Linked DNA regions of Homo sapiens: region 2 is linked to region 1. The links are chromatin loops, found by intact Hi-C in ENCODE. Cell type or tissue: K562. All regions are shown on one strand. Each heading gives the region's core, and the rest is flanking DNA. Links, peaks and the distances in the headings are about the cores only.

Evidence for each region. Peaks named below come from ENCODE experiments on the same cell type or tissue, not always from the same donor. Only the 100,000 strongest peaks of a DNase experiment are listed, where the experiment ranks them.
Region 2: a loop joins it to region 1, with 2.6 times the contacts of the local background. A loop is called at or near these places in 4 of 110 quality-filtered maps.

The regions. Positions count from the first base shown.
Region 1 is chr7:5,773,424-5,788,487 of GRCh38, reverse strand. RNF216 (ring finger protein 216) reads left to right here and starts at 6,825. Exons shown (of 17, transcript NM_207111.4): 1 at 6,825-6,947. RefSeq lists a silencer at 7,027-7,416. In K562, for the core only: a CTCF peak has its summit at 6,778 (motif pointing right); a DNase peak (open chromatin) is centred at 6,787; H3K4me3 peaks cover 1,948 bases.
Region 2 is chr7:5,716,873-5,731,936 of GRCh38, reverse strand. It overlaps RNF216 (ring finger protein 216), which reads left to right. Exons shown (of 17, transcript NM_207111.4): 6 at 1,120-1,222; 7 at 2,341-2,505; 8 at 6,499-6,613; 9 at 10,765-10,904. Among named protein-coding and RNA genes, the nearest start is that of MIR6874, 12 kb to the right of the region's middle. In K562, for the core only: no CTCF peak of the experiment used is centred there; no DNase peak of the experiment used is centred there.

The DNA of each region.
Region 1 (15,064 bases), core at 2,445-10,444:
TTTATTCATAATTGCCCCAAAATAAAAGAAACTCAATGTGCACCGGCTGGTGAATGGATGAGTGAATTGTGTCATATCTTTGTGGTCGAATACTACTCAGCAGTAAAAAGGAATGAACTACTGATACATGTAACATAGAAGAATCTCAGAAACATGCGGAGGCCAGGCACGGGGGCTCACGCCTGTAATCCCAGCACTTTGGGAGGCTGAGGTGGGAGAATCACTTGAGCTCAGGAGGTCGAGACCAGACTGGGCAAACATAGCAAGACCTCGTCCCTATTAAAAATCAAAACAATGCCGGGCGCGGTGGCTCACGCCTGTAATCCCAGCACTTTGGGAGGCCGAGGTGGGTGGATCACAAGGTCAGGAGATCAAGACCATCCTGGCTAACACGGTGAAACCCCATCTCTACTAAAAATACAAAAAATTAGCTGGGTGAGGTGGCGGGCGCCTGTGGTCCCAGCTACTCAGGAGGCTGAGGCAGGAGAACGGCGTGAACCCAGGGGGCGGAGCCTGCAGTGAGCCAGGATCGCGCCACTGCACTCCAGCCTGGGCGACAGAGCGAGACTCCGTCTCAGAAAAAAAAAAAAAAATCGAAAAAATTATCCAGGCATGGTGATGTGTGCCTGTAGTCTCAGCTCCTCAGTAGGCTGAGGCAGGAAGATGGCTTCAGTCTGGGAGACCAAGGCTGCAGTGAGCTAAGATCATACCACTGCACTCCAGCCTGGGCAACAGAGTGAGACCCTGTCTCAAAAAACAAAAAACATGCTGAGCAAAAGAAACCAGACACAAGAGTACATGCCATATGATCCCATGTATGTGAAACTACAGAAAGATAAATTCTAGTCTAAAATGAGATAAAGGGCTGGGTGCGGTAGCTCAAGCCTGTAATCCCAGCACTTTGGGAGGCCAAGGCAGGCGGATCACCTGAGGTCAGGAGTTCGAGACCACCCTGGCCAACTTTAGTTGGCCATGTTTTTAGTAGAGATGGCAAAAGCTCATCTCTACTGAAAATACAAAAATTAGCTGGACGTGGTGGTGGATGTCTGTAATCCCAGCTACTCGAGAGGATGAGGCAAGAGAATCGCTTGGACCTGGGAGGCGGAGGTTGCAGTGAGCCAAAATCACGCCACTGCACTCCAGCCTGGGCGACAGAGTGAGACTCCATAACAAAAATAAAATAAAATAAAAATACAAAGAATTAGGTGGGTGTGGTGGTGGGGGGTGGGGCCTGTAATCCCAGCTACTCAGGAGGCTGAGGCAGAAGAATCCCTTGAACCCGGGAGGCAGAGGTTGCGGTGAGCCGAGATTGCACCAGTGCACTCCAGCCTGGGTGACAGAGCAAGACTCCATCTCAAAATAAATAAATAAGTGACAAACAGCAAGTGCCCAAAAGCAGGTGGTTGCCTAGCGCCAGGGATGAGGGTTATGGATAGACTGGAAGGAACAGAAGGGAATAGTTTGGGGTGATGGAAATGATCTCTATCTTGATTGTGGGGGGGTTACGAGAGTGTATAAATTTGTCAAAACTGATAGAAAGGTACACTTAAACGGGGTGCCTTGTACCACGTATAAATTACACCTCAGTACCATTGATTTTTTTTTTTTTACAAGTAATGGGCCAAAATGGCAGGAAATTACTGCTTCTGAAAGCAGACTGAGTTTGGGAATAATGTCCTCTATGACAACACCAGCACACCTTCATGTAGATACGGCTGATGACAGTTCTTGGGAACAAAATGACGATGGACAAATTGTGAATAATGGCGGTCCTCCACTGCTGTCAATGATTTCACAGGTCAGATGCACATTAAACTAACTGTAATCAGAAAATGCAATGAAGCCGTGCCGTGATGACTCATGGGGTGGGGGAGTTACAGCCTCGGCTCTCTGGCAGGCTCATGGGGTGAGTGCAGGTTGCACGCCTTTGGCCGTAACTGCATGGAATTACAGCCAGCACAGATGATACGGATTTTCATAGACAGAACTTCCATGCTTCTTCCCAGGAAAACAGCAAAACATCACTTGTTGACAATAGTTTAGTCTGCAGGTAGCTATCTTGCCCTTTCTGATTCTTGGTGCTGGTTAACATTAAGACAAAGAAAACAGGCCAGGTGTGGTGGCTCACACCTGTAATCCCAGCACTTTGGGAGGCCAAGGCGGGCGGATCACCTGAGGTCGGGAGTTCGAGATCAGCCTGAACAACATTGAGAAACCCTGTCTCTACTAAAAATAGAAAATTAGCCGGGAGTGGTGGCATATGCCTGTAATCCCAGCTACTCGGGAGGCCGAGGCAGGAGAATTGCTTGAAACTGGGAGGCAGAGGTTGCAGTGAGCCAAGATCACACCATTGCACTCCAGCCTGGGAAACAAGAGCAAAACTCCTTTCAAACAAACAAACAAACAGACAAAAATAGGACAGGTGCGGTGTGGCTCAAGCCTATAATCTCAGCACTTTGGGAGGCCGAGGCAGGAGGATCACTTGAGGCCAGGAGTTTGAGACCAGCCTGAGAAACACAGCGAGACCCCATCTATACAAAAAAATTAAAAAATTAGTCGGGCGTGGTGGCACACACCTGTAGTCCCAGCTACTCAGGAGGCAGGGGTGGGAGGGTCACTTGAGCCTGGGAGGTCAAGGCTGCAGTGAACTATGATTGACTGAGTCACTGCACTCTAGCCTCGGTGACAGAGTGAGACCCCCAACCCCACCCCACCCCCCTCCAAAAAAAAACAGGGCCGGGCACAGTGGCTCACGCCTGTGATGCCAACACTTTGGAAGGCCGAAGCAGGCAGATCACCTGAGGTCAGGAGTTCAAGACTAGCTTGGCCAACGTGGTGAAACCCTGCCTCTACTGAAAATACAAAAATTAGGCGGATGTGGTGGCGGGCACCTGTAATCTCAGCTACTTGGGCTGAGACTCGAGAATCACTTGAATCCGGGAGGCAGAGTTTGCAGTGAGCCAAGATCATGCCATTGCACTCCAGCATGAGCGACAAGAGTGAAACTCCGTCTCCAAAAAAAAAAAAAAAAAAAAAAGGCCAGAGGCTTCAAAAGTAACCAGAATGATTCCAGTTCAAAAGTAACCAGAATGATTCCAGTTCAAAAGTAACCAGAATGATTCCAGACAACCTAGAAGGAGGGAGTAGCTTCCTCTCGCCCTCACTGGGAAAAATGCAGAGATATGATAGTTGTCTTTATGACTCCGAAAATGCTTAAGACAAGAAGAGCATGTAAACAAATAACTCCTATGAGAGCTTCTCAATTCACACATGATCCCATTTCATCCTTGCAAGAACACCGGGCAATAGATAATATCTTAAAATTCCCATTTTACAAATAAAAAATTCCCCGCCAGACATGGCAGTTCACATCTGCCATCCCACCACTTTAGGAGGGCAAGATGGAAGGATCACTTAGAGCCAGGAGTTCGAGACCACCCTGGGCAACAAAGCGAGACTCTGTTTCTATAATTTTTTTTTTTTTTTGAGGCGAAGTCTTGCTGTGTTACCTAGGCTGGGGTGCAGTGGCGCAACCTCGGCTCACTGCAACCTCTGCCTCCTGGGTTAAAGTGATTCTCCTGCCTCAGCCTCCTGTGTAGCTGGGACTAGAGGCATGTGTCACCACACCTGGCTATCTATTAATGTTTTTTTAAATTAAACTTCAAAATAAAGGCCTGGCATGGTGGCTTACACCTGTAATCCCAGCACTTTGGGCTGAGACAGGCAGATCACCTGAGGTGAGGAGTTTGAGACCAGCATGGCCAACATGGTGAAACCCCGTCTCTACAAAAAATATTTTAAAAATTAGCCGGGTGTGATGGTGGGTGCCTGTAGTCCCAGCTACTTGGGAGACTGAGCCAGGAGAATCGCTTGAACCTGGGAGGCAGAGGTTCCAGTGAGGCAAGATCGTGCCACTGCACTCCAGCCTGGGCGATGGAAGGAGACACCGTCTCAAAAATAAATAAATAAAGACAAAAATAAAGTCTCTCTTCTCATTGCCATCACGTCTGAGTCAGAGTCTCCAAAAAGCCTGAACAAATAAAAAATTCCAGACTCAGGCCAGGTGCGGTGGCTCATGCCTGTAATTCCAGCACTTTGGGAGGCCAAGGCGGGTGGATCACGAGGTCAGGAGATCGAGACCATCCTGGCTAACACGGCGAAACCCCATCTCTACTAAAAATACAAAAAAAAATTAGCCCTTGGTGGCGGGCGCCTGTAGTCCCAGCTACTCGGGAGGCTGAGGCAGGAGAACGGCGTGAGCCCAGGAGGCGGAGCTTGCAGTGAACCAAGATCGCGCCACCGCACTCCAGACTGGGTGGCACAGCAAGACTTCATCTCAAAAAAAAAAAAAAAAAAAGCTAGACTCAGAGAGGTTACTCGATCGCACCTGCCTTGGGTGTGACACCAACCACAGAGGGGTTCAGTGGTCCGGAAAGAACCTTGCACTCCTGCTAAGATCACCAAGCTCTCCTTCCAATACTGCTTTCTTCCAACATCTCAAAGGGCTTATGAGGACCATCCTAAGAAGAAGGCTGTAACTGACAGCGATTATCCACCTCCCCCAAGAGGACCAGCATGGAGGATAAGCTCATCAAGGCCAATGCCTTTGTTTTACCTTCCAGGTGATTCCAGGATCTCATCTCAGGTAAGTATCTATCTTAAACTCTCTCTCCTGTTCACCCTCTAATGTCTCCCATGCACTGCACCCTCTAACTCAGGGCCTGACATCTGTAAGATCCCTAGATCCTCGTCCTGTTCTGTAAGCAGCCCTTCAATTTCTACTTCACTGAAACATGACTATTCCCTCAGGACACTGTTCCCCAAAGCACTATGAGTAGTGGTCTTTTTCTGTCCCATGCAAGCCCCCATAAGCCACACTCTACTGTCTTAGAGAAGGAACACTCATTGCCGCATCAAGACTATTGTTCCTCTCATTTCCCTGTTTTGTTTTTGTTTGCTTCTTTTGAGACAGGCTGTTGTTCTGTCATCCAGGCTGGAGTGCAGCAGTGCAATCATAGCTCACAGCAGCCTCGGACTCCTGGGCTCAAACAATCCTCTGGCCGGGTTTAGTGGCTCGCTCCTGTAATTCCAGCACTTTGGTAGGCCGAGGTGGGTAGATTACCTGAGGTCAGGAGTTCAAGACCAGCCTGGCCAACATGGTGAAACCCTGTCTCTACTGAAAATACGAAAATTAGCCGGGCGTGGTGGCACATGCTTGTAATCCCAGCTACTCAGGAGGCTGAGGCAGGAGAATCGCTTGAGCCCAGAAGGTGGAGGTTGCAGTGAGCCAAGATCGTGCCACCGCACTCCAGCCTGGCTGACAGAGTGAGATTCTGTCCAAAAAAACAAAACAAACAAAACAAAACAAAACAAAAAAATCCTCCCACCTCAGTCTCCTGAGTAGCTGGGACTATAGGTGCGCACCACCATGCCCGGCTAATTTTTATTTTTGTAAAGATGGGGTCTTACTCTATTGCCCAGGATCGTCTCAAACTCCTGGCTTCAAGCCATCCTCCCACCTCCATTTCCCAAAATGTTCGGATTCCAGGTATAAGCCACTATGCCCAGCCCAGACTCATTTATCTAATTACTGACTTGATATCTCTACTTGAAGGTGTACTTGGCAATTTTTTTTTTTTTGAGACACAGTCTCACTCTGTTACCCAGGCTGAAGTGCAGTGGCATAATCACTGCACTACAACCTCCCCCTCCTCGGTTCAAGCAATTCTTGTGCCTCGGCCTCCCGAGTAGCTCGGATTACAGGCACGCACCACCATGCCCAGCTAATTTTTGTATTTTTAGTAGAGACGGGGTTTCACCATGGTGGCCAGGCTGGTCTCGAACTCCTGACCTCAAGTGATCTGCCTGCCTCGGCCTCCCAATGTGCTGGGATTACAGGCGTGAACCACCACGCCTGGCCAGCAATTATTTTAAGAGTTGGGGTCTTGCTATTTTGCTAAGGCTGGTCTTGAACTCCTGGCCTCAAGCGATCCTCCTGCCTTGGCCTTCCAAAGCGCGGGGATTATGGACATGAGCCACTGTGCCCAGCAGGAGCAGTATTTTAGTCAGTTATTCACTTGCTCACTAAAACCTAAACTTCCTGAGGCCAGGAACACATTTTACTTTTTTTTTTTTTCGAGATGGAGGGTTGCTCTGTTGCCCAGGCTGGAGTGCAGGGGCGCCATGTTGGCTCACTACAACCTCCGCCTCCCAGGTTCAAGTGATTTTCCCGCCTCAGCCTCCTGAGTAGCTGGGATTACAGGCATCCGCCACCATGCCTGGCTAATTTTTTTATTTTTGGTAGAGACGGGTTTCACCATGTTGGCCAGGCTGGTCTCCAACGTCTGACCTCAAGTGATCCACCCGCCTTGGCCTCCCAAAGTGCTGGGATTACAGGCGTGAGCCACTGTGCCCAGCCATGGGACCCACTTTACTCTTAATTTCCCCAATTCCTAGAACAGTGTGTGGCCCACAGGAAATCCGCAGAATATATTTGCAGAATGAATGAATGACTTGCCAAACGAATTAGGGCAAATCAGTAGATATCGAGTAAACATCCACAACCACCTGCCCCATACCCTTTTCAGCTCTGGGGAGATGGTGGCTCCTTGTGGGGTCGGATATGGGGGTCTCCTTTCCTTTCACCCTCCTGCCTCGTGGGGGAGTCAAGTCTCCGCAGGCGGAGAGCCCGGATGCAGGCGCGACTAGGCGGCCCTCTCTATGGTGAGCCCCCCGGTCCCTCCTCCGCAGTACCCGGAGTGCCTCTATGGTTCTTCCTGTCCTTAGTCGGGAGGGGGCGCTGTGCGCAGGCGCGAGGTGACGCCGCGGCAGGGCCGGAAGGAGTGCAGCGGCTGCCACGGAGCTCGCAGCTGCGGCTTCTGAGGAGTAAGCGGCGCGGTAGCGAAGGCCGCCGAACCTGCCTGGCTAGCCGGCGACTTGAGTGACGAGTGAGTGTCGGCTGCGGGGCGCGCTCGAGCTCCTGGGCGGGTCTGTGAGGCGACGCGGCCTCTCTGAGGGGCGCCTCTGTGGAGCTCCGGGGGTGGGGGCGGGGGCGCGGGCCGTGAGGGCCGCCGAGCTGAGGGGCGCGGGCCGAGGCCCGGGCGGGATCGGGCCAAGGGGCTGGGCTGGGCGTCTCGAGCCCGGTGCGGTGGCGAGGCTGGAGCGACAAAGGCGCTGAGCGGCCGGGTGGCCCCCTCTCGCCACTTCGCGAAGTTTCGCGGGCCGGCCCCTCGGGTCTGCTGCGCGAGGGCAACAGCCCGGGAGACCGCGCTTCCCTCCCCCGGGCCCGAGGCCGCCGCGGAGGCGGTGTCCGTGCACCCGAGCGCGGCCTGGAGGAGCGGCGGGAGGCGGGCCGTGCCTGTGAACCCCAGCCCAGGCGGGCGGCGTTTTTCCTCCTCTTCCCTCACATCTGGAGCGCGTGTTCCGCGAAAGTTGGCGACTGTCACCCGGCACTCGCGAGGGCGCCGCAAGTGCGTCAAACCCTTCTGCGGGGCGCTGGGGGCTGGCCCGGCTCGGGTGTCCGGGCGCTGGGCAGCGAGCGAGGCCGCTGTCCCCGCGTCGAGGTGGTTCTGCTCCCGGTGGAACAGGACCAGGGATCCAAGACTCTGGGCCACTTGCAACCAACCCTGGAGCGTGCGCGGCGTGCGGGTTACAGAAATTTCTGACAAATCCGACAGGGCTCTGTAAATCCCTAAGGGCCTGGGTAGCAGCTGTCCTAGGTACTTAGATCGTGCAAAGAGAACGTTCTTTTTTCTTTTACTTTTTTTTTTTTCTCCTTTTCTTTGAGACGGAGTCTTGCTCTGTTGCCCAGGCTGGAGTGCAGTGGCGCGATCCCGGCTCACTGCAAGCTCTGCCTCCCGGATTCAAGCGATTTTCCTGCCTCAGCCTCACAGGGATTGCCTCAGCTGGGATTACAGGCATTTGCCACCACGTCCAGCTAATTTTTGTATTTTTAGTAGAGACGGGATTTCTCCGTGTTGGCCAGGCTGGTCTCTAACGTCTGACCTCAGGTGATCCCTCCGCCTCGGCCTCCCAAAGTGCTACAGTCTTTTCAAAAGACGTTTCAGATATGTTCTCCGGGACCCTCGGGCCCTTCAGTAAGAAGCGCCCTGGCTGAAAACCCACACGTTCACCTACAGAAGAAGCACTGTGACGTAGAGGGTGAGCAGAGCAGAGGGCCTCACAGTGGCCCTCACATGCACCTGGCTCCAGCCTGGCCAGGTCATTTTGCCCTGGTGGGCCTGTGCCTCAAAAATGGGGTTTCTTCCCTTGTGAGGAAGACCCATGAATTAGTAACGGAATTGCCAGGAATGCTAAAAACTATCTAAATGCCATGTATTGTTTTCAAGCTGTTACTCCTGGAAGGGGCTGGGTTGGCATTGTTTTAGAGGTTAGGAGCCAAACATCAGCTCATCTATTCTCCAGCTGTTGTTTGTCCTCCATCTTCCTGCAATAGTCAGGCACAGGGTCTTATAAAAATGGGTTTGTGCTGCTGTATGTTTCGGTGGGTACCTTTGTTTACTGAATGGGATGTAGGTGGGGGACCAGAGCATATCCGCGTCCCTCGGAAACAGTGGCGTTTTAGATGTAGTATGTCCCGTCAGCTCCTCTCTGCCCCACCCACCCCAGCCCATTCATTGAGCATTTTTTTTTTTTTTTTGAGGCGGAGTCTGGCTGTATTTCCCAGGCTAAAGTGCAGTGGTGCCATCTCTGCCCACTGCACCCTCCGCCTGCCAGCTTCAAGTAATTCTCCTGCCTCAGCCTCCCGAGTAGCTGGAATTACAGGCGCGCACCACCACGCTCGGCTAACTTTTTTTTTTTTTTTTTTTTTTAAGAGACGGAGTCTAGCTGTGCTGCCCAACTCCTGGGTTTAAGTGACCCTCAGCCTCCCAAAGCACAAGAATTACAGGCTTTAGCCACCGTGCTCTGCCAGAACATTCTTTACGCGCTGAGAAGGGAGAGAAGCGGGAAGATTCTATGAAACATCTCAATTTAGTCGGCTTGCTTTAAGGAAGAAGGCTAATACATGGCCTGGCTTTGCCTTGGTTTTGTATTTCATAATTTATTGCGCCTGGGGTGTGGGGAGTAGTGGTGGATTTGAGGAAATGCCTGGAGAGTCTGGGCCAGATTTTGGACCCCCTGGCAAACCTCATTCGAGGCTTTAGATTTTTACCCTGATTAGAGCAGCAGCAGCTAATAAAAGAGAACTCCTGAAGCCCCTGTGGAGAAATCTGATAAAGAAGGGTTAGGTGTGAGTGAGGCAGATCGAAAGTTGATGAATAGGATAGTTGAGAGAGCTGGTATTTGCTGATTCTACTACCAGCTACTATTTAATGTGTTTACAAAATTCTAGGCATTGCTATATTCTAGCTCTTTAGAGACATAATTCATTCTCATACCTGATATCATTATATTTGCATTATTGTTAAAGATAATAGAACATAGTTGGGAATGGTGTGGCTCACGCCCGTAATCCCAGCACTTTGGGAGGCCGAGGCGGGCAGATCACCTAAGGTCAGGAGTTCGAGACCAGCCTGGCCAACATGGTGAAACCCCGTCTCTACTAAAAATACAAAAATTAGCCAGGTGTGATGGCGTGCGCCTGTAATCCCAGCTACTGGGGAGGCTGAGGCAGGAGAATCACATGAACTCGGGAGGCGGAGGTTGCAGTGATCCGAGATTGTGCCACTGCACTCCAGCCTGGGTGACAGAGCGAGACTCCGTCTCAAAAATAATAATAATTTTAAAAAAAGAAACTGAGGTGCTGAAAAATATCTAGTCCCAAAACTTGTAAGGGTCAGCGTGGAACTTGAACTCAGTTTGGACCCAGAGTTCATGCCACTAATTATCCTTCTATAATTAGTGAGTGCTATTTATTCTGAAAGTACATCTACTATTGAAGATCATCTACTGTGCCATCCGATATGCTATGTCCTGGGGCTTTGGGATCAAGTGACACTTTGGTTCTGCCTTCTTGGAACTTAAGTTTTAGCAGAGGAGACCAAAATTACACATAGTTTCCTAAATAAGTATATTAAAGTATTGTTGGAAGTACTTTGAAGAAATGAGGTACGTTGTGTGATTGAACCAGGGAGGAACATCTAGGGGATAATCAGGAACAATTTTTCTCTGAGGAGAAAGCAAAGAACCGAACAATGAATAGAGTTAATTTGGTCCAAGAGGCAGTGAAGAAGAGTAGTTTAGCTGGGGAAGAGCCTGCAGTGGAAGGAAGGAGCAAGTCATGGAACTGAACCATTGTTACTACTGAATGGTGAATGCGGGGGGAAAAGGTATGAGGTAAGGCCCGCTATGTCAGCAAGGTCAGGTGATGGTAGCGTTTTGTAGGCCATGGTAAGGATTTCGGTTTCACCATGGTGAGATTTGTGGTTTAAAAGAAATAACTCAAATGCCGTATGAAAACATGTCAAGGGATGGAGCCTGCAAGGCAGTACTTGGGCTAGAAGCAGAAGCATGTCCTTTGGTCACAGAAGATTCAGTTCTAAAAAGATCGTTGAAAACGTTGATTTTACCCTCCACACATGAGGATGTACTTACTTATCTGTCCTAGTTTCTAAACTAATTTTCATTGGACAGTTGAAGAAAATCTTGATGTTTTATGTTAAATTGTTTAGCCCGCCCACTGAAGATTTTGAGTTTAATTTTTGATTTAAAACCTTTCCTATTGTAAAAATACACAGATAATAGGATTCTTAGAGCTGTTAAACTCTAGACTAATTGTTTGCATATTTATATCCATAATGATGGATGTTATTTTACCATATTTTGTCCACATATTAAAGTTAACACAATTTTCGTTTTCTTTCTCTGAACTCATCATCTGCTTTGTTCTTCCTTAATAGCATCACCATCCTGTGGTCACCTGATCTCAGCGTCTAGGTCAACTTTGATTCCTTTCTTCTTGCCCTGATGGCCAGTGACATACACAGATCCCATCGACTCTAACTCTGCAGTCAGTGTCTTGTATTCTTCTCCTCCCCCTAGGTACTGTTGGCTCTTGTTTCCTGGCACCGGTTGTCTCCTACATGCCATCTTACACATTGCAGCCAGGTTGATTTTTCTAAAGCACAGCTGTCATTGCATTGCTTCCCATTGGCTAGAAAATAAAATCTGAGCTCTGTTTCAGTTATCTGTTGATGTATAACAAACCACCCTAATACTTACTGCTTCATAGAATAATTTTGTTTGTTGACAGTTTTATGAATCAGGAGAATTGAGAAGTGCTCACCTGGGCCATTTTTCTCTGGTCGACATGTTGTCAGCAGAGGTGGCCAGTGCTGGAGCATCCGCTTCCACAATGTCTTCTTCGTTCACATGCCTTGTCAAAGACTGCTGGAAGGCCGGGCTCCACTGGCTCTTTCCCTCCACGTGTAGTGTCAGGTCTTTCTGTGTGATCTCTCAGCAGGGTATTCAGACTTTTTACCTGATGACTCTGGGCCCAGGAGCCCTAAGTGAAAGCTGTTGTGCTCACTCGCTCTTTCTCTTCCTTTCTTTCACTTTCTTTTTCTTTCTTTCTTTCTTTTTTTCTCTCTCTCTCTCTTTTTCTCTCTCTCTTTTTTTTTTTTTTTTTTGGACAGAGTCTCCCTCTGTCGCACAGGCTGGAGTGCAGTGGCACAATATCAGCTCACTGCAACCTCCTCCTCCCAGGTTCAAGCCATTCTTGTGCCTCAGCCTCCAGAGTAACAGGGATTACAGGCATGAGCCACCACACCCAGCTAATTTTTGTATTTTTTTAGTAGAGTCAGGGGCTGCTGTGCTTTTAAAGGATAAACCCAGATCTGACACGTCTCTCACTTTAGCTTGATATGGCTATTCCTGTGAAACCTTCACTGACTACCTGCCCTTCCCCTATAGTCTTTTTTTTTTTTTTTTTTTTGAGACGGAGTCTTGCTCTGTCGCCCAGGCTAGAGTGCAGTGGCCCGATCTTAGCTCACTGCAAGCTCCGCCTCCCGGGTTCTCGCCATTCTCCTGCCTCAGCCTCCTGAGTAGCTAGGACTACAGGCGCCCGCCACCACGCCTGGCTAATTTTTTTGTGCTTTTTTTTTTTTTTAAGTAGAGACGGGGTTTCACCGTGTTAGCCAGGATGGTCTCCGTCTCCTGACCTCGTGATCCGCCCGCCTTGGCCTCCCAAAGTGCTGGGATTACAGGCTTGAGCCACCGTGCCCGGCTATAGTCTCTTTATTACACTAGTGACTTTATTCTCTGATTGATGGGACTCTGAGTTCTTTGAGACAAAATCCATTTGAGAGTTTGTTTTGATGTATTCCCGATGATGCATAACCAATTCTTGTTACATAAAATGCTGTAGCAGTACAGTCAGCTCTCCATATCCACAGCTTTCACATATGGATATGGAGAGCTAACAGTAAACTTTTTCTGTATTGATTTAATATTAATTGTATTAGTACAGACTTACAAAAGGATGGATATCCAAAGAATGGTTAGGATGAGCAACTGGTATTTGAATGAAAAACAATCGTTTATAGACATTTTTAAAAACATGCTGGGAAGAGGTATTGTGGAGGCCTGGTGTGACACGGGCATGTCATCTTCTTCCAGCCTGTGCCTAGCTCTGCTTTGCCCACTTTTTCTTTTTTTTTTTGAGATGGAATCTCGCTCTGTCACCCAGGCAGGAGTGCAGTGGCGCATTCTAGGCTCACTGCAAGCTTTGCATCCCGGGTTCAAGCATTTCTCCTGCCTCAGCCTCCCGAGTAGCTGGGACTACAGGTGCCTGCAACCACGCCTGGCTAGTTTTTGTATTTTTAGTAGAGACAGGTTTTACCGTGTTGGCCAGGCTGGTCTTGAACTCCTGACCTCAAATAATCCACTCACCTCGGCCTCTCAAAGTTTTGGGATTACAGGTGTGAGCCACTGCACCTGGCCTGCTTTGCCCACTTTTTGCTGGGAAGTCAAAGGGATTAACTCATTAAATTTGAAAGTCTTTAGTGACCCCCAAATCTGTTGCAGAAGTGGCAGGCATATTTACAGGAAGTATTCTGGAGAGCCAGGGGCACTACAGAGCCCTAGGATCATACAGTAGTAGTTTAGGAGCATATACATAAGGAAAAATGGAGAAGCAGCATGAATAGAACAAGGAGAAAAAAATGATTTGTAGAAGACAGCCTCAAGCATTCTGGTCACGAGGAAGTGAAGGTGAGATTTTGAAAACCAGAAAATTGGGTGAGAGAACCGTGAGCGATTCTCTTTTCTTCCTGACTTCCTTTGTTTCCCATATTTTCTGTAATGGGCAATACTTGATAACTGAAGAAAATCCTAATTGTTGTTGCCTAGGCCATGTTTCCTGACTCTGGTTCTATGGCCATGGTGAATAACAGCTCCAGTCTTTGACAGAGGAAGAAGTTTTTGGAGCCACTCGTTCAACAACTGTGCTAGGCATTGGAAATACAACTATAAGTAAGAAAAGAGGCCAGGCACAGTGACTTACGACTGTAATCTCACCACTTTGGTGAGTGTCGGGGGGGTGGATCACCTGAGGTCGGCATTTCAAGACCAACCTAAGATGGCGAAACCTCATCTCTACTAAAAATATAAAATTAGCTGGGCATGGTGGCAACATGCCTGTAACTTGGGAGGCTGAGACAGGAGAATCACTTGAACTCTGGAGGGGATGTTGCAGTGAACTGAGATTGCACCATTGCACTCCAGCCTGGGCAACAAGAGCAAAACTTCGTCTCAATAAAAAAAAAAAAAGTAACTTGGAATGGGAAAATAAAGATTTTTTCCCCCCTTGAACTGTATTTTATTAATAAGCACTGCATTTCCTGTGTACTTGTGATTACAATGCAGCTATTTTGATGGTATTTACCATATACAAAGTGGCTTCTCATTTTTCAACATAGCCTTGTAATGTAAGAATAGCTATTTTGATTTTTCTGTTTCGCAGGTAACAGTTAATAAAAATAGCACAATGTCACACTTAGTATATATCAGGCACTGTGCTAAAACTTCATGTAATTCAACTGATTTAGTTTTTAAAAAGTTTTTATTTTTTAAAATTAATGAATTTTTTTGGAGGTAGGTTCTCCCTCTGCCGCCTATGCTGGAGTGCAATGGTGCTATCATAGCTTACTTGCAGCATTGAACTCCTGGGCTCAAAGGATTCTCTTGCTTCAGCAACCACAGTAAAGCTGGGACTTGGGCACATGCCACTCTACCTACCCGCAACTAATTTTAAAACAACTGTATTCTCATTTTACAAATGAGGAAATTGGCCTAGGAGATTGAACAATTTATCTGGAGCCACCGATTGACTAAATGGGAAACCAAGATTTAAACATAGGCAGTATTATCCGAAGCCCAGATTAAAAGACTTGAGTGTCAGAGAGTTAAATGACCTGATACAGAGACTTACATTTAGTTAAGAGTAGAAATTCCATCATCAGAATTCTTTTCTTCTCACAGGTTGGGGCCACTGGTGTGCCACTCATGAGGAATTTTTTGAACCGTTACTAGCAGTCTGCTTAACTACAAGCCTGACATTTCAACTAAATTAGCTGTAAAAATGACTCACATCTCCCTTTGATTTTCAGTGTAAAATTGAAGGAAGCCAGTTGTGGTCAAAGAAAAAATAAGAAATTTGGCTTGGGGCCAGGCACGGTGACTCGCCTGTTATCCCAGGACTTTGGGAGGCTGAGGCAGGCAGATCACTGAAGTCAGGAGTTCAAGATCAGCCTGGCCAACATGACAAAACCACTTCTCTACTAAAAATACAAAAATTAACCAGCATGGTGGCACGCATGTGTCGTCCCAGCTACTCAGGGAGGCTGAGGCAGGAGAATCGCTTGAACCTGGGAGACGGAGGTTGCAGTGAGCTGAGATCGTGCCACTGCACTCCAGCCTGGGTGACAAAGCAAGATTCCGTCTCAAAATTTGGCTTGAAAATAGTGTTCAAAATACTTTTTAAAAATCTGGCTGGGTGTGGTGGCTCACTCCTGTAATCTCAGCACTTTGGGAGACCAAGGCGGGGAAATCACGAGGTCAGGAGTTTGAAACCAGCCTGGCCAACATGGTGAAACATTGTCTCTAC
Region 2 (15,064 bases), core at 4,688-12,687, 59 kb after region 1:
CGGCGGGGGCTGCAGAATCAATGAACCTCTCCAAACCGGTCCCCAAACACTGGCACCTGGATGAGAAAAGGAGCAGAGCTGAGCACTTTTTCTCTACCCTCTTTCTGCCAGACCTCCTGTTCTACTATTACAGGCCTTACTATTGACATCTGGCAAAAGAGAACCAGTAGAAAGGGAAGTGTGTGAGAACTGCAGGTATAGCACCTAGGAGGTCATCTTAGAAATCTACTGGAGCAAGAGAAAGAACAGAGAAAAGGGGAAGTCCCCATTACCCTCCGAGCAAAGAAGCTTCCTTGCTACTGAATGTGGCTAGAGCTGTACCCCACCCACTCTGTCTGCACTACTGTGCAGTTGTTCCAAGGTGGTTGTCTGATTTGACTGTGAAGAGCCTGGATAGTTAACATGTGTTGGGTCTGGGTGGTGATACATCAGTGTGTGTTATCTCACTCTATATAGCCTTACTTTGGAAGTATTTCATGGTGATAATAGACAAAGCTAGTGGGTTTTGTGTGAAGAGAGTCTGTTCATAGGAAAACATGATCTGTTCATCAGTCTAGCTTGGCAGCTAGCTAAATAAACCACGTGTAACTCAATGGCTCATAGAGCTTTATTATTACCATAGAGATTTATGTTACCACAGGGGTATAAAAAGTATTAATGAATTAACAGAAGGTCTTTTATATTTCATTTATTACATCTCTTAGCAGACTGTTTTTTACTGTAAATGTGAACACACAGTTTTCCACTTCTTACTTGTTCATAGTTTTCTCGACAAAGAGTAGCTGCTTTTCTTAAAATTTTCCAGTTTTGTAGTTTAACCAATAATAGTTTCAGTGACTTCATTACATTAACACCCAATTGATACATAAACTTCAGAGGAGTTTGCCTTAATCAGTATGTTCATTGCTTTTTAAATTTTTTTGTCTTTCACAAAGATAGAAATTCAGTGCAGTTGTTTGTTTATTGGTTTAGTTTTTCTGGGCTACAAACATCTTAATTTCTTGATAGGCCAGTTGTAATGTGTGACTAAGGACTATATTCTTCAACCATTGCATTTGAAGCAATGGGCAGGTGTGGGATTTGGAAGCAGTATGAAAGTAACATCATTTGTTTCTGCAGACTTTGTAATTTTCTTCTGGAAAACCCAGATTATCCAAAGAGAGAAGACAGAATCATTATAAATCCCAGTAGCAGTCTGCTGGCCAGCCAAGATGAGACAAAGGCAAGTGTCATGTTCATGTTTTGCAGTCACTGCCTGGAAATGCTGTGCTTTGTTGTTGTTGTTGTTGTTGTTATCTCTGTGGGAAGAAAGTGCTTTGTTGGGACAAGTTTTTAAAGACTAGCCGAGGGACATAGGATTTCAGAATATATCTATACTTCAGTGCGATCTCCCAGTCTGAGCCACTTTGAATTCTGTCTGTCTTTAACTTCTATCTTTCCTTGTAATTCTTATCTTCCTTTTCCCACAAAGAATTGAACGAATTCTCCATATCTTTAATCCTACAAAGCAAATTCCTAAAGCAAAACAAGAATTGGCCAAAACTCTTAACATTTTATTATGAAAATTTTCAAACCTACAGAAAAATTGAAATATTTTACGTTGATCATTTATATACCTACCACTGGTACTAGTTAACAGTTTACTGTATCCTCTTTATCATACATATGTCCTCTGTCTGTCCATCAGCACAACTTTGTTATGTTTCATTTCATGATAATGCATTTCAAAGTAAATTGCAAAAACATGAGTACACTTCCCTCTAAGTACTTCAGCATGCAGGTCATTACCCAGAGTGGAATATCTTTTTTCTTTTGATGTGAGATTTGTATACAGCGTATACTATACATCTGTTTAACCAGATCTCATATCAAGATGTAAACAGTTTGGTTTTTAAAAACTTCAATCATTGTCATTATTTGTGATCTAAACTGGCATTTAGTGTGTTATATGGTCAAGTATGGTTGAGAACTAACTTTATTAAGATCTGTTGCTTGATCTTCCAACTCCCCATAGATTCTTTGACTGTCTCTCTTACGTATTCTGTAATAGAAAAAAAATAGTTGTTCGTAAATATGGTATGGAAAGAAGATGGCTGTAAGATTGGTTTAAATCCCCAACTATACTTCTTTAGTAGTAAAACTAGTCTGTCGGCTCCAGACAGGTTTGTTTAACCTCTCTGAGCCACCGTTTTCTCATCTGTCTTATAGGGCTGGTAACTTCCTTATAGAGTAATTAGAACAAATGTTATTCTTTTCTACACATGTAATTCTTAAAATGATTTCCCCTGTATGGGAAATGTACTGCCTGGCCTCTGATTTTATGCTTCTCTCTCATTTCAGTTGCCTAAAATAGACTTTTTTGACTATTCTAAATTGACCCCTCTTGACCAGCGCTGCTTCATCCAAGCTGCTGACCTCCTCATGGCCGACTTCAAAGTGCTCAGTAGTCAGGACATCAAGTGGGCCCTGCACGAGCTCAAAGGACACTATGCAATCACCCGAAAGGTACTCTACTTGGTCTTCCTGTTGGGGTCACACCTCTTGACTACATCTTCCCATGGTAACAGAATGAACAGTTCAGCTTGTGGAAATTGGGATGGTTTATGATTGCTAAGGAATTTATTAGGGTGAAGATAAATAGATGGGTATTTGCTCATCGTGACGGACTAAATGAAAAGAAATAATAGATAGATGAGAAGCAGAGAAGTTCTGCTTTGACCGTAAAAACATGGAGTGTAATACCTTCTACTGTGGAATGCAGGAGTGTGAAAGATGCATTCTAATGCTGCTCCTTCCTGATTTGCTTTCCAACTTGGGACAGGTCACACGACCATCCATCCCCCAGGTGGCTCAGTTACCAGTGATAGGACGTAAGGTCTGTAGAGAGTCCGGGAACACAGCAGTGCCCCCTCAGAAGAGAGTGGGCAGCTACTGACAGCTCCCAGCGTTCTCCCCGCAGGATCCTAAAATAGATGGCACTTAAAGGCCTTGGTTGAGGGTGAGGAGGGTGCTGGTTTGTGGTGGGTAACACAGGCGTCTTCCATGAAGGACAGCACACAGTGCCTGCTTTGTAGCTGTGGCCAGAACAGGAGCGCACGCACCAGCAGAGACCTTGGCTTACTCCTCTTGGTCGCTCTTACTGCCGTTAAATTGTATTCTACTGAAATTCTTGTGATTCTCAGCAAACACAGTGATGTTTCTTTTGTCCAAAGGACAAACGTGGAGTTATCGTAGTGGTTAAAATACTCATTGGGTCTTACCTGTAGGAAGGGAAGAACCAAGCCAAGGACTGTGGCTCATGCTAAGGTCTAGGCCAAGCCCCTTCCACCTTTTCTTTTTCTTTTTCTTTTTCTTTTTTTTTTTGAGACGGAGTCTCACTCTGTTGCCCAGGCTGGAGTGCAGTGGCCTAATCTCGGCTCACTGCAGCCTCTGCCTCCCCAGTTCAAGCAATTCTTCTGTCTCAGCCTCCTGAGTAGCTGGGACTGTAGGTGCTCACCACCGCGCCTGGTTGGTATTTTTAGTAAAGATGGGGTTTCACCATTTCGGCCAAGCTGGTCAGCAACTCCTGACCTCAGATGATCTGCCCACCTCAGCCTCCCACAGTGCTGGGATTACCTACATGAGCCACCGTGCCTGGCCAAAAAAAAAGACTGAAAGAAAAATAGAGGGGCTTTGAAAGGGTAAAACGGGAGGCAACCTAAGGTAGACCAAGGGTCTCCAGAAGGGCCACCCTGAGGAAGGGACATTTAATCACAGACCCACATAGGAGTTTGGTGAAAGGGGTCGTGGAAGATGTTAGTATCATTTATTGGGGTGAGAACTAGTATAAACATCTGCTTTGGAGAGAAATAATCACGAATTCAGTCTGGGAAACGTTGGTTGCCAATGTGCTGAGAAGGGCCTGTGAGACATCTGAGTAAAAATAATTCATTGGGAGGTTGAATGGACTAGAAAGTTTGGAAAATACAGACTGTAGATAGGATTTTTTTTTTTAATCTCCTTGGGTTTTATGGTGATAGGACTTTGAGAGTCATCAGCATATGGAAAATCTCACCAGCCAGGATGAGGTACCCAGAGATACCAGGTGAGAAGAGAGGACTCCTGACATGCAAAGACCAAGCGGAGGAGGCAGGCAGACAGGAAGGAGGAAGTTGAGAGACTGGAGCAGTCTGTATTATTATCATCATCATCATGGTTATTCTTGTTTAGAAACAGGGTCTCTCTCTCTCACCCAGGCTGGAGTACAGTGGCCCAATCGTGGCTTATTGCAACCTTGACCTGGGCTCAAGCCATCCTCCTGCCTCAGCCTCCCATGTAGCTAGGACTACAGGTGCACGCCACCACACCTGGATGATCTTTTTATTTCATTTTTTGTAGAAATGGGGTCTTGCTAGATTGTGCAGGCTGGTCTTGAACTCCTGGCCTCAGGCTATCCTCCCACCTCCACCTCCTAAAGCACTGGGTTGCCACCATGCCCAGCCTATGTTATTAAATGCTGCTAAGAGTTTGTGCAAGATGAGGACTAAAATGTAGATGGTAGACTTATAGACTTGGCCACTCAATAATAAGCATAGATTAGTAAGTGCAAAGGCAGGATAGATGCCAAATTAGAGACAGCTGGAAAGCTTGTGGTCATAAGGGTGAGGTGGTGAAACAGCAGATAAACAGCTCCTTTGATAAGTTTCTCTACAAAGAGGGGAAGAAGAAAGAGGGGCTGGCATTGAAAGAGAGATGAGATCACCTTCTCAACACCGCCACACTGGGGATTAAGTTTCAGCAGGAGTTTCAGGCAAACACTGCATCATAGCCACCCCGCTTCTCATTGCTGCCCAGACTGGGACCCCAGCCTGCCCTGCACCCTAACAGCGTAGCCACAGGACATGAGCCCCAAGGCCTCCTATCCCCTGCCACAGTCAGGAGTCCCACCCAGTCTTCCTGAAAGGCTCCCACTCTTCCTTCTTCTCTTGCAGGCGGAATGGCCTTACCTCACACACCCTTCCTTCCGTTTCAAATCAGGTACCCCTTCTCCCTCCTGTTTTTAGGATGGCAAAGACTTGAGCACTTTTTTTTTTTTTTTTTAAGACAGAGTCACGCTCTGTCGCCTAGGCTGGAGTGCAGTGGCGCGATCTCAGCTCACTGCAACCTCCGCTTTCCAGGTTCACTGATTCTCATGCCTTAGCCCCCCAAGTAGCTGGGATTACAGGCGCTTGCTACCACGTCCAGCTAATTTTTTGTATTTTTACTAGAGACGGGGTTTTGCCATGTTGTCCAGGCTGGTCTTGAACACCTGACCTCAGGTGATCCACCTGCCTCGGCCTCCCAAAGTGCTGGGATTACAGGCGTGAGCCACCGCGCCCACCCTGATTTGAACACATTTAAATCCTGATAAGGGAAATCTAACAGAGAGAAGCTGAAGGTAGGAAAGAAAAGGGATCCTCACCAGTGGAAGGATTTTGAACTCCAGCATCCTGTTACAGGGTGGGGTGGATATAGGTGCACACAGAGAAGAGTGTGGGGGAAGCAGGTTAGGGGAGAGTAAAGAGGAGCATTGACCAGAGAAACAACATGGAAGATTTGCCTACAGAATGGGACTCACCAGCCCATTGTCATGTGATTTTACCTGTACTTATTCAAGGACAGCTTGGACAGTTTTGTTTTGTTTGAGACAGGGTCTCCTGTGTTACCCAGGATGGAGTGCAGTGGCGCAATCATGGCTCACTGCAACCCTGCCTCTCAGGCTCAAGTGATTGTCCTATCTTAGCCTCCGAGTACCTGGGACCACAGCTGTGGACCACCACGCCCAGCTATTTTTTTGTATTTTTAGTAGAGACGGGGTGTCCCCATGTTGCCCGGGCAAGCCTTGAACACCTAAGCTCAAGTGATCCACCCCCGTCATCCTCCCACAGTGCTAGGATTACAGGTGTGAGCCACTGCACCCAGCCAACAGTTTTTCTTTTCCCTAGTTACTCTTTAATCTGTCAGTAAGTGTTTTGCTTCCACCACCGTACCAGTTTATGAAAGTCAGAGAAAATGAAAATAAAGAAATGCTGCCTATTTATTTTACCACTGCCTATTCCTTTTTTTTTTTTTTTTTTGCCCAGGCTGGAGTGCAGTGGTGCAGTGCAGTGGTGCAGTCTCGGCTCACTGCGACCTCCGCCTCCTGGGTTCAAGCGATTCTCCTGCCGCAGCCTCCTGAGTAGCTGGGATTACAGGCGTGCGCCACCATGCCCGGCTAATTTTTGTATTTTTAGTACAGACAGGGTTTCACCATGTTGGCCAGACTGGTGTCGAACTCCTGACCTCAAGGGATCTGCCCACTTGGCCTCCCAAAGTGTTGGGATTACAGGCGTCAGCCACCGCACCCAGCTGCCACTACCAATTGTTAGCCATGCTGGGTAGACAGCTGAAACTGTGTTAAAATGGCATTCAGGGATTGCCTGTCTCGTGTATTCTTATTTTCTATTTACAGAAGGAACCTTTCCTTTTCTCAATTTTTAGGCCTTGTCTGATGCCATTAAAAAATGGCAGGAGCTGTCACCAGAAACCAGTGGAAAAAGGAAGAAGAGAAAACAAATGAACCAGTATTCTTACATTGATTTCAAGTTTGAACAAGGTAATGCAAACTGTGTTGGTGGCAGTGTGTAGCTGCAACACTGTACCTTTTCTTCTTCACAGTCAGTGAAGGAAGCCGTGCTACAGGTGTCTGCTGAGCATCTGGACAGGCCAGTCCAAGGAGTGACTGACAGGAACTATTTTCTCAGCACATCAAAATTTTTAGGAAGTGGCTGCACTTGTTGGCTTCCTTCTTCCTACTTAAGATAAACTGTGAGAGGAAAATTTTGTGTGGTGTTAGAAAATTCATGTGTGAGAAGGTATTTGAGTGTGCTGTTAAGCTTGGGGGGAAAAACTGGTCTCAAAGGTTTGATGCGAATTGGCTGTGTTATTAGGTAAAAACTACCCAGACTTATGAATGAGGGCTTACTGCAGAGGGTCACTTATGCAACTGAGAGAATGGCTAATAGCCACGTTTCTCCAAAATTCTGTCATTCTTATTGATGAAATAACTGCTGAAAACCCTTTTGAAGAGGTTATTTAGGTCTGATCCCCAAAAATGTAAACTTGAGTGTTATAACAACTCAGATTTTATCTGAGTTGCTTCCACCCAGTAAAGGCGTTTACTACAACTTTTCTAGAGATCATCCCTTTCTGTTACATGTGTACTTAATTACCACACTTGATTTCAGGTATGACTAAGTGGAAACTCAGGTAACTATAAAGCTGGAAAGTATTTGTATTTACTATGAACTTTTCAGGCTCTAAAAGAAAATCCCTTAGGCTGTGACTCCTGAGGTTCCTAAGCCAGTCTGTGGAGCAGTGGCTCTGCTGACATGACATTCGCCCTGGCCTGTGGCAGAATGTAGAACTAGGGACAGTGTGCAGGTGGTTTTTCATTCAGCCAAATTTAGCCAGAGTTCAGAACAGGCATCCTTGTACATAGCCATACAGTATTTGTTTCTGACTTCAGTGGTGGAGAAAGTGCTATTTTGCAAGATAGTTGACTTCCTTGTTGGTCAGCTCTGTCTTTTAGACAGTTCTTCCTTTATATTTGTCAGCATGTACTTCCTGAAATGTCCTGCCATGGTTGTAGTTCTTGGCTGTGGAGAGAGATTCTGACTGTTGTCCCTTCATCAGCCTGACTGCCCTTCTCCTCTTCCCTGTGTGCCCTTCTCTAGCTTGTCAGGGTCTCTTTGAAAGTTGGGGTATAGAAGACTGCACATCATACTCCACATGAGGTCTGCTCACATTCAGCCTTGCTCTTTTCACCCACATTGCTGTCAGGTCATAAACCTGTCTCAGTTTTGCTGCATCTCACATTTTCCCATTAACTTCATTTCATTTGATTCAGTTTCTTGTTTTAGGTATAGCACTTTAATTTAGGTGCTGATTCTTTAATTTTACTTATCAGATAATCTTGAAGGACCCTGGAAGTATAAGATAGAAATTACACTTGATTTACATTAGTAGTTTAATGTTTATGACTCACACTTAGCCTTTTTTGACAGCTTTTTATAAGGACACAGGCTAAGAATCCCTCATCTGTTCCAGGGATCCCATTTTTCTCCTTTTCAGTTTGTTTTCCGTCTAAACACTGCTCTTTGGGCTATAATTGCTTGACTCAAAGAGTGAGACACGGTTCTCCCTCCTCTGTCCTTTTTATGGTCATGCAGGAAAATACATTAGAGGGAAGTTTGTAGACTTAATTGCATTTATTTATTTATTTTTTTTTTTTGAGACGGAGTCTTGCTCTGTCGCCCAGGCTGGAGTGCAGTGGCGCAATCTCGGCTCACTGCAAACTCCGCCTCCTGGGTTCACGCCATTCTCCTACCTCAGCCTCCCGAGTAGCTGGGACTACAGGTGCCCGCCACCGAGTCCGGCTAATTTTTTGTGTTTTTAGTAGAGACGGGGTTTCACCATGTTAGCCAGGATGGTCTCGATCTCCTGACCTCGTGATCCGCCCGCCTCGGCCTCCCAAAGTGCGAGATTACAGGCTTGAGCCACCGCACCCGGCCAATTGCATTTATTTTTTAAAATAAAGGACTGAAAATAAATCTTATTACTTTAACATGATAAACTACAAAAAGAACTGAGTAAAGACGAAAGAAATAATAGGTGAAAATTTTTTTAATTTGTAGCATTGATAATTACAGTAATTAACATTGAGCACTTAATATGTACCAGTCACTTTTCTAAGTGCTTTAATGGATTAATTCATTTATGTTTCAAATAGCCTTATGAGATGTATGTGCCATTATTATCATTTTATAGAAAAAAAGTGAAGCACAGAGAGGTTAAGTAACTTGGCAGATGTTACACAGCTAGCGAGTAGCCCAGCTGGGAATCTGGCTTCAAAGCTTACTGTCTAACCACGTGCTTTTCTATTCTCATAATACCAAAAACTGATTTTTTTTGTTGCTGTTGTTTTTTTTAATTTTAAGACGGAGTCCACTTCCCAAGCTCAAGCGATTCTCCTGCCTCAGCCTCGCAAGTAGCTGGAATTAATTACAGGTGTGCGCCATCATGCCTGGGGGGTTTCACCATGTTGGACAGGTTGGTCTCGAACTCCTAACCTTAGATGATGTGCCCTCCTTGGCCTCCCAAAGTGCTGGGATTACAGGCGTGAGTCACTGCGCCTGGCCCCAAAAACTGGTTTTCTGAAGAAAAGGTTTGAATTTAAAAAAACATGAGAGGCTGGGCGCGGTGGCTCATGCCTGTAATCCTGGCACTTTGGGAGGCCGAGGCAGGCGGATCACGAGGTCGGGAGATCAAGACCATCCTGGCTAACACAGTGAAACCCCGTCTTTACTAAAAATACAAAAAATTAGCCGGGCATGGTGGCGGGCGCCTGTAGTCCCAGCTACTCGGGAGGCTGAGGCAGGAGAATGGCGTGAACCCCGGGGGGCGGAGCTGACAGTGAGCCGAGATCGCACCACTGCACCCTTGCCTGGGCAACAGAGTGAGACTCTGTCTCAAAAAAAAACAAAACAAACAAACAAACAAAAAAAAAAACATGAGAATGAGCAAGAGAAAAGGAGAATCAAAATAAAATGTATTAGGAACCAGATAGTAAATATTAAAATCAAGAGATTACCAAGAACAGACAAGAGTAAATTGAAAATCTGAATGAGATAAAGTTTTCTAGAAAAACATAAATTGGCCAGGCGTTGTGGCTCACACCTGTAATCCCAGCACTTTGGGAGGCCAAGGCTGGTGGATCATTTAGCCCAGGACTTCAAGACCAGCCTGGACAACATGGCAAAATCCCATCTCTAAAAAAATACAAAAAAATTAGCTGGGTGTGGTGGCATCTGCCTGTATAGTCCCAGCTCCTCAGGAGGCTGAGGCGGGAGGATTGCCTGAGCCCAGGAGTTGAGGCTGCAGTGATCTGTGAATGTGCCACTGCACTCCAGCGTGAGCAGCAGAGCAAGGCTCTGTCTCCAAAAAGAAAATCATAAATTGCCAAATCAGTGAAACAAGTACAAAACCTAAACAGATCATTTACGTGTCTAATATTTGTTATTCTGCTCTCTTTTATTCTCATGTTATAATATATTGTGGTGAATCTAGGTACTGTTCCTTCAGCCCCTTGTATATTTGAATGCTTTGAAAATAAAAATGGTTGAAAATCATACAGCACATTTGCACCCACCAGAATGGCTAAAATTAAAAACCGATGATAGGTGTTGGTAAGGACATGGAGAGACTGGAACTCACATGCATTGCTGATGGAGGAAGGGTGTAAACTGGTACAACCACTTTGGAAAACTGGCATTATTTTCTGAAGCTGGAAGTAAGCCTATCCCATGATCTAGCAATTCGCAGGTAAATTGCGGACATACATTCACCAACAAATGGCTATAAGCAGCGCTATTCAGATTAACCCAAAACAGCAAACCCAAATGTCCTCAGTAGTGAAATAGATAATAAATTGTGGTATATTCACATAGTACACTAGTGACAGGATAGGAGATGCCTTCCAATTGGAGCATAAACAGAGGGAAAGAATCAGAAAGGTCAAAAAATGGATGGTAGGTTGGCTAATGGTAAGAAGCCCAGTCTTCCCAAATGGTAGAATGTGATAGAAAAGTCATGAAACGTACCATCAGAGAGAAGGTGGAGGATGAGGCCGGGAAGAATGGACATGGCTGGCCCAGGTTCCTAACACATAGTTGTCTGCATGCTTTTGCATTGTCGTATATCTTCTAGGTGACATAAAAATAGAAAAGAGGATGTTCTTTCTTGAAAATAAGCGACGACATTGTAGGTCCTATGACCGACGTGCTCTCCTTCCAGCTGTGCAACAAGAGCAGGAGTTCTATGAGCAGAAAATCAAAGAGATGGCAGAGGTAGGAAGATGTGCTCTGGTCTTGGGGTGTGTTTCTGGGATTCTGGTTTGCTCTTAGGGTTTAGTTAGTACAAAACTGTCTTTTAAGATTTCCCTTTTCTTCAGACTGTTAAATTTGGATATATGCAAAGTTTTTAAAAGAAAAAACCTGGATTTTGTCATAATACTTATGTTTGTGGTTTCATAAATCAGATTCATGTTAGAAAATTTTAATTGGAGCTTAGTGTATCTATTTTACCTCCTCCCTCAGCCTCGGTTCCATTTCGCTCTTTAATTTTTCTAAATATAGTATCAAATGTGCAAGTCAGCTGGAATGTATATATTGGTTGTTTAATAAGTATCTTCTAAACCAGTGGCTCTCAAAGTGTGACCCAGAGATCCCTGGGTTTCCCAAGACTCTCTTGGGGGTCTGCGAGGTCAAACCTCTTATAACTATGCTAAGACATTACAGTGACCCTTGAACAACATGAAAGTTAGGAGTGCTTCCCCCTGTGCAGCTGAAAGTCAGCATATAATGTTTGACTGCCCCAAAACTTCACTGTGAACAGCCTACCGTTGACAGGAAGCCTTACCCATAATAGTCGATGAGCACGTTTGGTATGTTTTGTGTATTACATGCTGTATTCTTAGAATAAGGTAAGCTAGAGAAAACGTTATTAAGAAAATGAGAAGGAAAATATATTTCATATTCATTAAATGGAAGTGTGGATCAGCATGAGAAGGTCTTTATCTTCATGGTCTTCACGTTGAGTAGGCTGAGGAGGAGGGGTGTGTTGGTTTTGCTGTCTCAGGGTGGCAGAAGCAGAAGAAAATCAGCACATAAGTGGGTCCCCACAGTTCACATCTCTGTTGATCAAGCTCAGCTATATTTGCTTTTTCACCATATTGAGTTTGTACCAGCAGAACAAAAGCAGTGGTGCCTTGGCATGAATCAGGCCAGTGTCGTAGAGCCATCGTCACAATCATTGTTTTCTTCACCACCATGCACTTACATTTTTAAGACACACCAGTTTCACCTGAAAATGTCTTTGATAAAGCAGTAAAAATTACTTTACCAAGTTTTGACCGTTGGAAACATCTTTTCAATATTCTGTGTAATAAAATGAAGTCTTCATAAAGTGCTTCTGCCACATCCCAGGATATGAAGCTTGTCTTATATCCAGGTATGAGGAAAGCACTTATGCAACTGAGCCACAAAGCAGCTGCATTGGCCACTTTTTACTTGGAAAAAAGTGACAGAAAAACTATGATTATTCAAAATAGGTATTTGGCAGGCATTTTCTCAAAAATGAATGAAGTGATTATTTTTGACCAAAATTCTAGATTTTAAGCAGAAATTAGAATTTATTGTTTTGATCCATCTGTTATAGAATGACATTCATTGATATCACCAATCTTATCAGATAAGTATTTAAAGTATTGGCAAATTGATGAATGTAGTTCATTGTAGTCTTTTATTCTTGGTGATATTCACATTGTCCCATCTCTGACTATTGGCTGCCCCTTCAAGTTAGTCTCTCTTAACCCGACCCCTGTAGTCTCTGACAACATCTTTGCTTTTGGGCACAGCCAAATGACCCCGTTTCAGCTTCTGCTTTCTCAGACCTGGACTCAACAATTTTCCAAAGTACCTTCTTTGCTTTTTTCTTTTCTTTTTTGACAGAGGAGCTCCATGTGTTACTTAGGCTGGAGTGCAGTGATGCAATCATGGCTTACTGCTTCAACCTACCTCCTGGGCTCAAGCAGTCCTTCCATCTCAACCTCCTGAGTAATTGGGACTGCAGGTGTGCACCACCACACCTGGCTAACTTTTTTTGTAGAGCCTGGGTTTCCCCATGCTGTCCAGGCTGGTCTCGAACTTCTGGCCTCAAGCCGTCCTCCCAACTCAGCCGCCCAAATTGTTGGGGTTACAGGCATGCACCACCATGCCCTGCCAACTTTCTTTTCTCTGATGCTAAAAGTCTTGGTTCTTAATAATATTAATAACATTATTCAATATTTAAAATATTTTAAAGTCACTTGAAATAAATCTCGGTGCTTATACCATTAACTTGATAAACAAGTTTATTCGTTTCTGGCCAGGCACAGTGGCTTATGCATGTAATCCCAGCACTTTGGGAGGCCAAGGCAGGCAATCACTTGAGGCCAGGAGTTCAAGACTAAAAAAACTTAAGTTTGGCCGGGTGGGATGGCTCATGCCTGTAATCCCAGCATGATTACATGCTTTGGAAGGCCGAGGTGGGCAGATCACCTGAGATCAGGAGTTACAGACCAGCCTGACCAACATGGCAAAACTCTGTCTCTACTAAAAATAAATTAGCTGGGCATGGTGGCACACACCTGTAATCCCAGCTACTTGGGAGGATGAGGCACGAGAATTGCTTGAACATGGGAGGTCGAGGTTGGTTGCAGTGAGCCAAAATCATGCCACTGCACTCCAGCCTGGGCAACAAAGCAAGACTCAGTTTCAAAAAAAAAAAAAAGGGTGGGTTATTTCTTTCTGTTTGTTTTGAACTTTTAGAGAATTGGTTTTGTTTTTTTGTCTAAGGTTGTAAAAATTTTAGTTCTGAAATAAAAACTATAAAACAAGGAATATTCAGAAATATCTAGCTTTTGTGCTGTCCCTTTCTCGCATTTTGTTTGTTTGTTTTTTGAGACGGAGTCTCGCTTTGTCACCCAGGCTGGAGTGCAGTGGCAGGATCTCGGCTCACTGCAACGTCTGACTCCTGGGTTCAAGGGCTTCTCCTGCCTCAGCCACCTTAGTAGCTGGGATTACAGGTGCGCCCCACCATGCCTGGCTAATTTTTGTATTTTTAGTAGAGACAGGGTTTCGCCATGTTGACCAGGCTGGTGTCAAACTCCTGACCTTAAGCAATCCCCCCACCTTGGCCTCCCAAAGTGCTGGGATTATAGGCGTGAGCCACTGCACCTGGCCCCCTGCTTTGTTTATATATAACCATTATTGTTAGTCTTTGGTTTACCTTTCCTTATTTTATGGAAAAGCAAATAAGTATACGTATTTTTATTTACCCGTCTTTCTTATCCAGATAGTAGCAGACCAAGTAGCTGGGATTACAGGTGTGTGCCACCATGTGTACTAGCTCACACCTGTAGTCCCAGCTACTCGGGAAGCTGAGGTGGGAGGATCTCTTGAGCCTGGGAGGTCGAGGCTGCAGTGAGCTGAGATTGCACCACTGCACTCCAGCCTGGGCGACAAAGTGAGACTCTGTCTCATAAATAATTTAATGTAATCCCAAATGTTGGCAGACTCTTCTGCGACTGCATTTTTCATTTAACCATGCATCCTGGCAGTCACTCTGCAGCAATTCATAGGGATTTTTCTCTTTCCTTTTTGAAACTGGCTGGTATACCATTTTATGTAATACCACAGTTTATTCAGTCATTCCCCTATTGATGGATGTTTAGGGTTGTTTCCAGGTTTTTGCTATTATAAATAGTGCCATGATAAGTTTGTGCATACATCATTCCCTGTTTCTGCCCAGTTGCATCTTTGGGCTAGACTCTTGGAAGTGGCATTGATGACTCTGTGCCAGTGCCCCACCAGTGTGGTTGTCTTGTTTTGCATTCTCACCAGTAATGTGTGGGGGTGCCCACTACCACACAGCCTCGCCAGCGAAGTCTGTTGTTAAACTTAGTTTTTGTATGTTTGTTTGTTTTTTGAGATGGAGTTTCACTCTTGTTGCCCGGGCTAGAGTGCAATGGTGCGATTTCGGCTCACTGCAACCTCTGCCTCCCAGGTTCAAGTAATCTTCCTGCTTCAGCCTCCCAAGTAGCTGGGATTACAGGTGCACGCCACCATGCCCAGCTAATTTTGTATTTTTAGTAGAGATGGGGTTTTTCCATGTTGGTCAGGCTGGTCTCGAACTCCTGATCTCAGGTGATCTGCCCACCTCGGCCTTCCAAAGTGCTGGGATTACAGGCATGAGCCATCCCACCCGGCCAAACTTAGTTTTTATTTGTTCAGTTTGTTTTTGTTGATGCTATTCTTTGCTGTTCAAAGTGTTTTATGTGTCAGCCTTTTCCCTTATTTATTCTACATTTTGAGTCATACTTAAGAAATATTGTCCTGTATTTTCTAGCTCTCTGATCCACTTAAAATTTATTCACAGGTAACCTTTTTGAACTGCTAAACTGTGTAAT